Linked DNA regions of Homo sapiens: region 1 is linked to region 2. The links are chromatin loops, found by intact Hi-C in ENCODE. Cell type or tissue: heart left ventricle. All regions are shown on one strand.

The links. Peaks named below come from ENCODE experiments on the same cell type or tissue, not always from the same donor. Only the 100,000 strongest peaks of a DNase experiment are listed, where the experiment ranks them.
Region 1: it touches region 2 in a loop (7-fold over the local background); 81 of 110 quality-filtered maps call a loop at or near these places.

What each region holds. Positions count from the first base shown.
Region 1 is chr3:52,288,636-52,293,635 of GRCh38, forward strand. It overlaps GLYCTK (glycerate kinase), which reads left to right. Exons shown (of 5, transcript NM_145262.4): 2 at 1,669-2,084; 3 at 2,325-2,476; 4 at 3,112-3,287; 5 at 3,625-5,000. The coding sequence starts at 1,708. The coding sequence ends at 4,491. GLYCTK-AS1 (GLYCTK antisense RNA 1) reads right to left here and starts at 1,098. Exons shown (of 1, transcript NR_046719.1): 1 at 1-1,098. RefSeq lists enhancers at 1-24, 1,764-2,264. In heart left ventricle, a CTCF peak has its summit at 2,992 (motif pointing right); a DNase peak (open chromatin) is centred at 1,704; H3K4me3 peaks cover 234 bases.
Region 2 is chr3:52,337,479-52,342,478 of GRCh38, forward strand. The region is part of intron 8 of DNAH1 (dynein axonemal heavy chain 1); the gene reads left to right. Among named protein-coding and RNA genes, the nearest start is that of DNAH1, 24 kb to the left of the region's middle. In heart left ventricle, a CTCF peak has its summit at 2,260 (motif pointing left); no DNase peak of the experiment used is centred here.

The sequences.
Region 1 (5,000 bases), 49 kb before region 2:
ATTTTCTCTGGCAGCCTTAGCATTGAGCGTCCCCCTGTCCTGTGCTCATACCCAGTGGCAAGGCTGGGATCTTCTAGGCTCTTGTCCATCTGGGAAATAGATACAAATTTCATCCAGGCTATAAAGACCGGCTGTCTTAGTTGCTAAGATGCTTTTAGCTCCAAGTCCAATGGGCAAGCTCCAGGGGTCCCCCTGGCCAAAACTGGACCCATTTTCGGAATCCCCATGACGATGCCCTCTGTGTTCCCTTTCACAACAGAAGTCAGGCATGGCTGTCTTTTCTTACCGGAGAGCTGAGAACTAGGCAAGCAAAATGGTCAAAGTCTAGAAGTAACCACCATATTTGGGTGTGGGGTAAACCGGTGTTTGAGATCTGTGTTGCAGTGGACAGTATCAGAGAGCCTGAGGTTGTTAAGGGAAGAGCGTAGTGTTAATCTCACCCCATGTCTCATTTTGCGGATGAGGCCCAGTGAGAGAAATGGAGGTGTCCCAGCCACTCAGAAAGCCTATAGTAGAGCTGGAACCTCAATTCCCAGCCTCCTTACCCTGCTCAGTCCATACTTGCTGATGAAGTCAGCTTGCAACATTTATGGTAGGCATTTATTAAAGTAGATGCAATAGTACATATGTAGTACAGATGAGCTGTTTGGGTCTTTGTTGTTCCTATACCCCTCTACAGCTTCCTGACCTTCGCCCCAAGGCTTCTTTAGCTTTTACTCTGCCCAGTGGGGAAAATGGCTATGGGCTCAGTTATGGGAGCCTGGCCTTTGCCTACTTCAGCCCTTGGGCTCTCACCACTGTGGGTGGTGTGACCTAGGACTTGTTTTTGTTATCTTGGAACCAGAAGGCGTGTTCTTGGCAGGGTTGGGTCTGGCCAACTGTGTGGGTAGAAGGGCATCCTTTTCTGTCCTGCAATTGGGCTTCATGGCACATGGCCTCACATGGTGCCTGGGGACTTTTCTAAGGTTCCACCATGAGCCAGACTTTGCCCTCACTCCTGATTTGAACCTAAACCTCTTGCTGAACTGGTCCTGCATACTGAGATTCCTCAGATTGCTTGCCCTGAGGATGTGTTCTGGGTTTGACCTGATAAACCTGCAGCCTCCTATAGACCCTGACTTCCCAGGCTCCTAATCCCAGTCTCATGAGATAATGAAATAGAGAAGACTGGAGGTCAATGGGCTCAGGGTCAGTTGGTGGGACAATCAACAGCTTCCTGGCAGCAGAGGTGGTAAAGAGGCAAGGAAGGAGTGCCAGAAAGGGGCGTTGCCCCAGGGTAACAGCGCAGAAGTGCAGGGGGTGGAAAAGGGGTGGGATGGGAGCCCACTGGTAGAAATTACTCCCTCTGTCAATGATTAACTCCCAGCCAAAGGGGTGACCTGGGAGGAGGGCCCAGCTAATAGGAACTTTGGACTTGAGGCAGAGTATCCAGAGGGCCGGCATGTGGTCTGCAGAAGAGGAGGACGTGGCTGGGTGGCAGGGCTGGTCTCCAAGGACGAGTAAGATCCTGCAGCTGCAGGCTTCAGGAAGTCTCCTGGGGCTATCAGATGGCTCCTTCTTGTAGCAGCAGCTGTGGGGTCCACTGGCCCTGAGCCCTCAGAGGGGCGGCCGTGGGGGACCTCCTGTCTTTTGCCTTGCAAGGGCCTCAGTTGTGCTTTTTCCCTCTAGGCAGCCATGGGTGCCAGGCAGTGCTGAGAGCAGTGGGGCATGGCTGCAGCCCTGCAGGTCCTGCCCCGCTTGGCCCGAGCCCCCTTGCATCCACTCCTCTGGCGGGGCTCAGTGGCCCGTCTGGCCAGCAGCATGGCCTTGGCAGAGCAGGCCAGGCAGCTGTTTGAGAGTGCTGTAGGTGCAGTGCTGCCGGGCCCCATGCTGCACCGGGCACTATCCTTGGACCCTGGTGGCAGACAGCTGAAGGTGCGGGACCGGAACTTTCAGCTGAGGCAAAACCTCTACCTGGTGGGCTTTGGCAAGGCTGTGCTGGGTATGGCAGCTGCAGCTGAGGAACTACTGGGCCAGCATCTTGTGCAGGGCGTGATCAGCGTTCCCAAGGGGATCCGTGCTGCCATGGAGCGTGCCGGCAAGCAGTAAGGAGCCATGGGGGCCTGCCTCCCTCTATCTATCTGGAGGGAAACCTGGGCCCAGACACAGGCTGAATCGGGCCTCCCCTCCCCACCCGCTTCCCATTTCTCCTGGATCTGGCCTGGCCCCAGGATGCATGTCAGTGGGCATCTTCGTTCATGCCCCCATCACCTGTAAAGTTGAGAGATCAGGTGGGAGGAGAGGAGTCCACCCCATCTCTTGCGTGCTGACCTTTCCCTCCCCAGGGAGATGCTGCTGAAGCCACATAGCCGTGTCCAGGTATTCGAGGGTGCGGAGGACAACCTCCCGGACCGCGATGCGCTGCGGGCTGCACTGGCCATCCAGCAACTGGCTGAGGGACTCACAGCTGATGACCTGCTGCTCGTGCTGATCTCAGGTGTGGTACCACATTGGCCCAAGACTGTTGGTGGGGGGTGCACCACCTGATCTCTCAGGTCTTCGAGAGATCAGGTCTGAGCCCCCGGGGTCACAGGGTAAAGTTAGGAGCAAGGGAGGTGGTGAGGAGCCTGGATGGTGACTCCTGGGTTGCCTTGGGCTAGTCGTCTGGCCTCCCCTGAGCTGTGGAGTCCTCCCCCTGAGCTGACCTTTTCGGTGACAGTGAGAGGGTGCATGGGGAGCACATAATGCAGGGCCTGACACATCCGTAGAGTCCTTGGAAAATGTCACTGCTATTGCTGCTGTCTGTACTAATGTCACCTGGGGCTAGGCCCTCAGACCTCATGGAGTCCTCTCCTTGATCTTCCATTGTGTGCCCCCTGCCCTGCCTCCTGTTCTAGTCTCTTAAGGAGTAGTTAGTTCTTCCGGTGCCTACTGGGACCTGGGGTACCCCAAGGCAGGGGCAACCTCAGGTGGCCAGGATGTGGTGACTGTACACATATTGCATATCCACAGGGGGGCACCCTAACCCCACCTTTCCAGCCCCCTTTTTCTAATGTGGGCTTGTCACCCCTGCTTGCCTGGTTCCCTGGGTTGGGATAGCCCCTCTACCTGATACCCTCATTGTCTTGAGAGGTGGGGGTTCAGCTCTGCTGCCTGCCCCCATCCCACCTGTCACACTGGAGGAGAAGCAGACACTCACTAGACTGCTGGCAGCCCGTGGAGCCACCATCCAGGAGTTGAACACCATTCGGAAGGCCCTGTCCCAGCTCAAGGGTGGGGGGCTGGCTCAGGCCGCCTACCCTGCCCAGGTATGAGTCCCTTCTTCCCCAGGCAACCTTGGGTTGGTGGAGCCAGGCCCACATGTGCCAGGGATGTGAAAGCTAGAACAGCATATAGATTGGCAGGGGCATGGTGTGAAAGACCATGGGGCCGGCTGGGTGACATCATGGGAGGGGTGCCAGAGACGGGGAGGAGGTGCCTGCATGACCAGGTGTTTTGCAAGCCCACGTGAGAGGAGTTAACCATGGGTAAGGAAATGCACTGAGTTGGGGGAGGGTGTGTGGATACCCTAGGGGCAGTTTGTCCTTATGGGCTCTGAGGGGAGGAGGAAGTGGGCCTGAGCCTTGTCTGGTGGCCCTTCCCCAGGTGGTGAGCCTCATCCTGTCAGATGTGGTGGGGGACCCTGTGGAGGTGATTGCCAGTGGCCCCACCGTGGCCAGTTCCCACAATGTGCAAGATTGCCTGCATATCCTCAATCGCTACGGCCTCCGTGCAGCCCTGCCACGTTCTGTGAAGACTGTGCTGTCTCGGGCCGACTCTGACCCCCATGGGCCACACACCTGTGGCCATGTCCTGAATGTGATCATTGGCTCTAATGTGCTGGCGCTAGCTGAGGCCCAGCGGCAGGCCGAGGCACTGGGCTACCAGGCTGTGGTGCTGAGTGCAGCCATGCAAGGTGATGTAAAAAGTATGGCCCAGTTCTACGGGCTGCTGGCCCATGTGGCTAGAACCCGCCTCACCCCATCCATGGCTGGGGCTTCTGTGGAGGAAGATGCACAGCTCCATGAGCTGGCAGCTGAGCTTCAGATCCCAGACCTGCAGCTGGAGGAGGCTCTGGAGACCATGGCATGGGGAAGGGGCCCAGTCTGCCTGCTGGCTGGTGGCGAGCCCACAGTACAGCTGCAGGGCTCGGGCAGGGGTGGCCGGAACCAGGAACTGGCCCTGCGTGTTGGAGCAGAGTTGAGAAGGTGGCCGCTGGGGCCGATAGATGTGCTGTTTTTGAGCGGTGGCACCGATGGGCAGGATGGGCCCACAGAGGCTGCTGGGGCCTGGGTCACACCTGAGCTTGCCAGCCAGGCTGCAGCTGAGGGCCTGGACATAGCCACCTTCCTAGCCCACAATGACTCACATACCTTCTTCTGCTGCCTCCAGGGTGGGGCACACCTGCTGCACACAGGGATGACAGGTACCAATGTCATGGACACCCACCTCTTGTTCCTGCGGCCTCGGTGATGGCATAGGTCACATTTTGGGAGTTCAGAGGAGGCCTACAAGGGCAAGGTCAGATGGCAGAGCAAGGTTGGTCCTCAGGGCCTCTCTAAGCCTTAGGGCCCCTCCTCTCCTTGGCCTTGGCTGTTTGGTTAACTGTCACCTTCCACTCAGGGCCTCTGCTCTATATCTATTCCCTTCCAGCCAGACTGGCAGATGGGGGCTTCCCCCTACCCCTGAGGATGAGGACAAGCCCCTCGGCCAGTTCAGCGTTCCCGTGCTTCTCCCTTGGGCAGCCTCTCTCTTGAGCCCCTCACCCTGTTTCTTTCTGTGAAGCGAGAATGTCTGAAAATAAATAGGACCATGCCATGGGTTCTCAGTGCGCCTTCCCTCAGAGTGAGGCCTCACGGGGGAGCCGCTGGGAGGGGAGCGTGGTACGGCTGCAGCCACAGTACCAGGGCCTGGCAGGACTCTTAACACCCCTCTACTGGGCTGGGTACGTGCAGGATGTGCCTCGCATAACGGGAGCCTGT
Region 2 (5,000 bases):
AGTTTGGGTTTTATTTGTGAGCCAAATTTAAAACCTTTTTCTTGTAATAAGCCCATTCACATTTATTGGTATGGCTAATAGGTTTGACCTCAACTCAGTCATATTGCTTCATATTATAATCATTATGTGTATTGTAATATAATGCTATGTTTCTTTCTCTACATTATATGTTTTCTTAGTTCTTCTATTTTAAAAATTCCTTTTGGCATTTAGGAAGGTCTGTACCGTTATTTTAGTGGTTTCTTTTATAGTCTCCATTATCCCCTGCTTTCCTACTTAACCCTTTAGTATCTGTCCTGTTTCATTGTTGTTGTTTGTTTTGTTTTGTTTTGAGACAGGGTCTTGCTCTGTCACCCACGCCACAGTGCAGTAGCACAACAATCATAGCTCACTTCAGCCTTGACCTTCTGGGCTCAAGCTATCCTCATACTTCAGCCTCCTGAGTAGCTGGGACCACAGGTGTGAGCTACCACGCTTGGTTAATTTTTGTATTTTTTTAGAGACAGGGTGTCCCTATGTTGCCCAGCCTGGTCTCAAACATTTGGGCTCAAGCAATCTGCTCACCTCAGCCTCCCAAAGTGCTGGCATTATAGGAGTGAGTCACCATGCTCAGCTCTACTTAATTAATTAATTTATTTATTTATTTTCGAGATGGAGTCTTGTTTTGTCACCCAGGCTGGAGTGCAATGGTGCGATCTCTGCTCACTGCAACCTCTGCCTCCCGGGCTCAAGCTATTCTCCTGCCTCAGCCTCCTGAGTAGCTGGGATTACAGGCGCCTACCACCATGCCTGGCTATTTTTTGTATTTTTAGTAAAGAAGGGATTTCATCATGTTGGCCAGGCTGTTTTCGAACTCCTGACCTCAAATGATTCACCCACCTCGGCCACCCGAAGTGCTGGGATTACAGGCATGAGCCACTGTGCCCAGCCTCTACTTAATATTTTAACTGTTAAAATATTATTACTATTCCTCCACACTCATCTCCACCTTTTAGTCTTCAACTTACAATAAACTCTATTAAACGTATCAATATTTTTTCTGAAGTCTCCCGTCATCTCTTGGTTGTATAAAGTTCCTTTTCTAGTAGATTCCTCATGAAGAGCTCAAGGGTATAGAGTTCCTTGAGTTCTCACACGTTTAAAACGTGAAGGACAGCTTGACCAGATATAAAATTCTTAGTTCACAACTTTTATTCTATGAGTTTTTTAAAAATTCTCCACTTTGGTTGCCTTGCCTGTGTGATGCTTTTAAGAAGTCTGAGGTTGGCCGGGCATGGTGGTTCACGCCTGTAATCCCAGCACTTTGGGAGGCTGAGGTGGGTGGATCGCCTGAGGTCAGGAGTTTGAGACCAGCCTGGTCAACATGGTGAAACCCCATCTCTACTAAAAATACAAAAAAAAAAAAAAAAGCCAGATGTGGTGGCAGGTGCCTGTAATCCCAGCTACTTGGGAGGCTGAGGCAGGAGAATTGCTTGAACCTAGGAGGCAGAGCTTGCAGTTAGCTGAGTTTGTGCCACTGCACTCCAGCCTGGGTGACAGAGCCAGACTCCGTCTAAAAAAAAAAAAATTCCCTTGAATTATAGTTTTAAATCTTGGTTCTGTTCCATTCTTTTGTTTTTCTTCATCAAGGATTCCATTATGTATCTATATCTCTATGTATCTATGTATCTTTTTATATATTGCTGCTGCTTTGCGTATCTTTTAATTCAACCAGTTTCCGACCCTTTTTAGTTTTTTCTAATTTTATTTTTTAAAATTTTATTTTCTTTCTTTTACTTCCTTTATTTTCTCTCATTTTTATTCTCTTGGTTATATCCTGCCTTTCTTCAATTTACTTCATTATGCTTTGATTTGACTCTGTTTTCTCTCGGTCACCTTGTAATTTCAGCTTCCTCCCCGTGATACTTTTATTTTCCATTTTTTCCTTGAGCTTAATTAAGTCTCTTTTCTTACCGACATTTGTCCATTTATATGTTTTATTTTTGAATTTCTGATTCAAGGTGGTTTTTCAGATGCCCAAACACTCGTTTAAGGCTATTTAGCTGAAGTATTGTGTTACAGTTTTCTTCTGCTTGGTACTTGTTTATTTTTTTAGGGGTGATGGGAATTTTATCAGTTAAGATGCTCTTGTCTTCTCAAATGTGCAAACAAAGCTAAAAGATGCTCTCTTTTTCTTATAGAAGCAAATGTAGACGGTGTTCACCTATTCATTTCAGGATTTGGAGTGATTTGCAAGCTTTCTAGTTCAAGGGCGCCCTCTTCTGTCAGTATTGCACATTAGTTTTTTTTGTTTGTTTGTTTTTAGAATGTGCTCTGTGTGTGTGTCTGTGTGTGTGTGTGTGTGTGTGTGTGTACACACGTGCTGGGGAGAGGGATGTGGGTCCTCCAAGGTTTTTGTCCTCTTATCTTGCAGAACTCAACATTTCACTTTTGCTTCTTTTCCCTTATCCTCCAGTCTACAAATGACCCCTTTCCTTCTGCCTCCTGTCCCATAAGTCATATGCCTTTCAAAGAACACTGCCTTTGAATTGCATGCCCTTAAGTCCCTTCCTTGTAGTAAGTGCTCTGATTTACCAGGGCTTTTTTTCAGTATTTTTACAGTTAGGGTTACTTTCTCTTTTTTTGAGATACGGTCTCACTTTCACCCAGGCTGGAGTGCCGTGGCATAATCACAGCTAACTGCAGCCTCAAACTCTTGGGCTCAAGTAATCCTCCTGCCTCAGCCTCCCTGGTAGCTGGGACTACAGGCATGTGCCACCACACCCGCTATTTTTTTATTTTTTGTAGAGATGGGGGTCTCACTTTGTTGCCCAGGCTGGTCTCGAATTCCTGGGCTCAATTCATCCACCCACATTGGCCTCCCAAAGTTCTGGGATTATAGGCATTAGCCACTGCGCCCAGCCTGGGTTACTTTCTCTTTCTGGTAGGATTTTATTTATTTATTTATTTATTTATTTATTTATATTTATTTTTTGAGATGAAGTCTTGCTCTGTCACTCAGTCTGGAGAGCAGTGGTGTGATCTCAGCTTACTGCAACCTCTGCCCTCTGTGTTGAAATGATTCTCCTGCCTCAGCCTCCCGAGTAGCTGGGACTACAGGTGGTTACCACCACGCCTAGCTAATTTTTGTATTTTTAGTAGAGACGGGGCTTCACCATGTTGGCCAGGCTGGTCTTGAACTCCTGACCTCAGGTGATCCACCCACCTCGGCCTCCCAAAGTGCTGGGATTACAGGCATGAGCCACTGTGCCCGGCCTCTGGTAGGATTTTAGATCTATCTTAGGGTTACCACTATTTCCCTTTTCTGCAGTTTTTCTTAGACTGCCCTTGTTCTCTGTGAAAACTTGCAGCAAGAGTGTGAGAGACAGCTCACTGGAGATAGATTTTTTTTTTTTAATTTACAGATAATTTGAAGTCTAGGCATTCTGCTGATTCTAGTTGTGCTAAAGGTGTGGGTTTTGGTAGTGTTAGTTTTTTCTTCCTTCCTTCCTTCCTCCCTCCCTTCCTTCCTTCCTTCCTTCCTTCCTAGGATGTGTTGGGAAATTTGAATCGATATAGCCACCTTACCTTGGCTGTCCAGAAGTCTGTTTCTTGAATTTTATTCAATTTATAATGTTTTTGGCTTTAAGTATCAAAGATGCTGGTCTCAGATTGTCTTAGACAGCAGGGAAGTGCATTCCTGTACCTGTAGCAGGAAAACCAATGCAGGACGCCCCAGGGTTGGTGCATCAGGGCCCTGTCTGCAGTGTATGCTGGCTTCATCTTCAGGCGAGATGGCAGCAGCAGTTTCATGACCACAACAAAGGTTGTCTTAGATTGGGTTCCGTAGAAGCAGACCCTGATGTGGGGACTCTTGTGCAAGCGATTTATGAAATCCTCTCAGGAGAAATCTATAAGGAAGTGAAGGAAGCAGGGTATAATAGAAGAAGCAGCTGGTAAAATATGGTTTTAGAAGTCTAGTCTCAGCCTGATCCTGTGGGAAACTCTAGAGCAAGCATGGCACCACCGTATTTGTCCTGGAGGGAGCCAGAACAAGAGGGCTTGACTTTGACTTTTTTTTTTTTTTTTTTTTTTTTGAGACAGGGTCTTGCTCTGTCCCCCAGGCTAGAGTGCAGTGGAGCAATCTTAGCTCACTGCAAAGGGCTTGACTTTTATATATCTGCATCAGTGGTTGATCATAACTGGGACGTGTTCCCACACCTAAACCAACTGCAGTTGGGGCAAGCTCCACCACGACTGGCTTGGACTAGCTGAGATGTACCCCTGTAGCTGGGGCTGTAGTCATCTTCCCCTGAGTCAAGTGAGGAAGGATGGAATTCTGGAACAAAACTGAGGAAGAAGGGAGGGAGTGGATGTCAGGCCAGCAAGCAGCCATGTGTGGAAGTACCCATCTTGTGCCAGACACTGGGTACAGAGGAGTGAACATTTCCAACAAAGAGCCTGCACCCTGGGGACTCTCAGCCTGGCCAGAAAGACAGACAATGAAAAATCTGGGTTTTTAGGGTTCTGATAAGTGCTGTGAAGACCAAGCGAGAGAAGGGAATAGAGATGTCTCAGAAGGGCTTCTTTATATTAGGCGGTCAGGGAAAGCCTTTCTCACAGTGGTGATAACATTTGAGTTGAGGTCTAAAGTAAGGGAAGAAGAGGATTCTGGCAGAAGGAGCAGCAGTGCAGAGGCTGAGGTAGGGACAAGTTTGTGGTACTTGAGGAGCAGGGCAGGGTTACTGTGGTTGGGATGCAGAGAGAGATGTTGGTCTGGGAGGCTGGACCACATGCAGGGGCAGAGACGCGGCCACAGGCCGACAGTCTGTGCAGGCCATGGGTGGTGGTGAGCAGAGGAGTGGCTTGATCGTTTACATGTTTAAAATATATTTTTTCCAACTCAAGTAGAGAATGAGTTGTAAGGGGGCAAGAGTGGAAGCAGGGAGATCAATGAGGAGACTAATGCCATAATCAGGGCCAGAGATCATGATGGTGGCTTGAACCAGAATAGTAGCTGA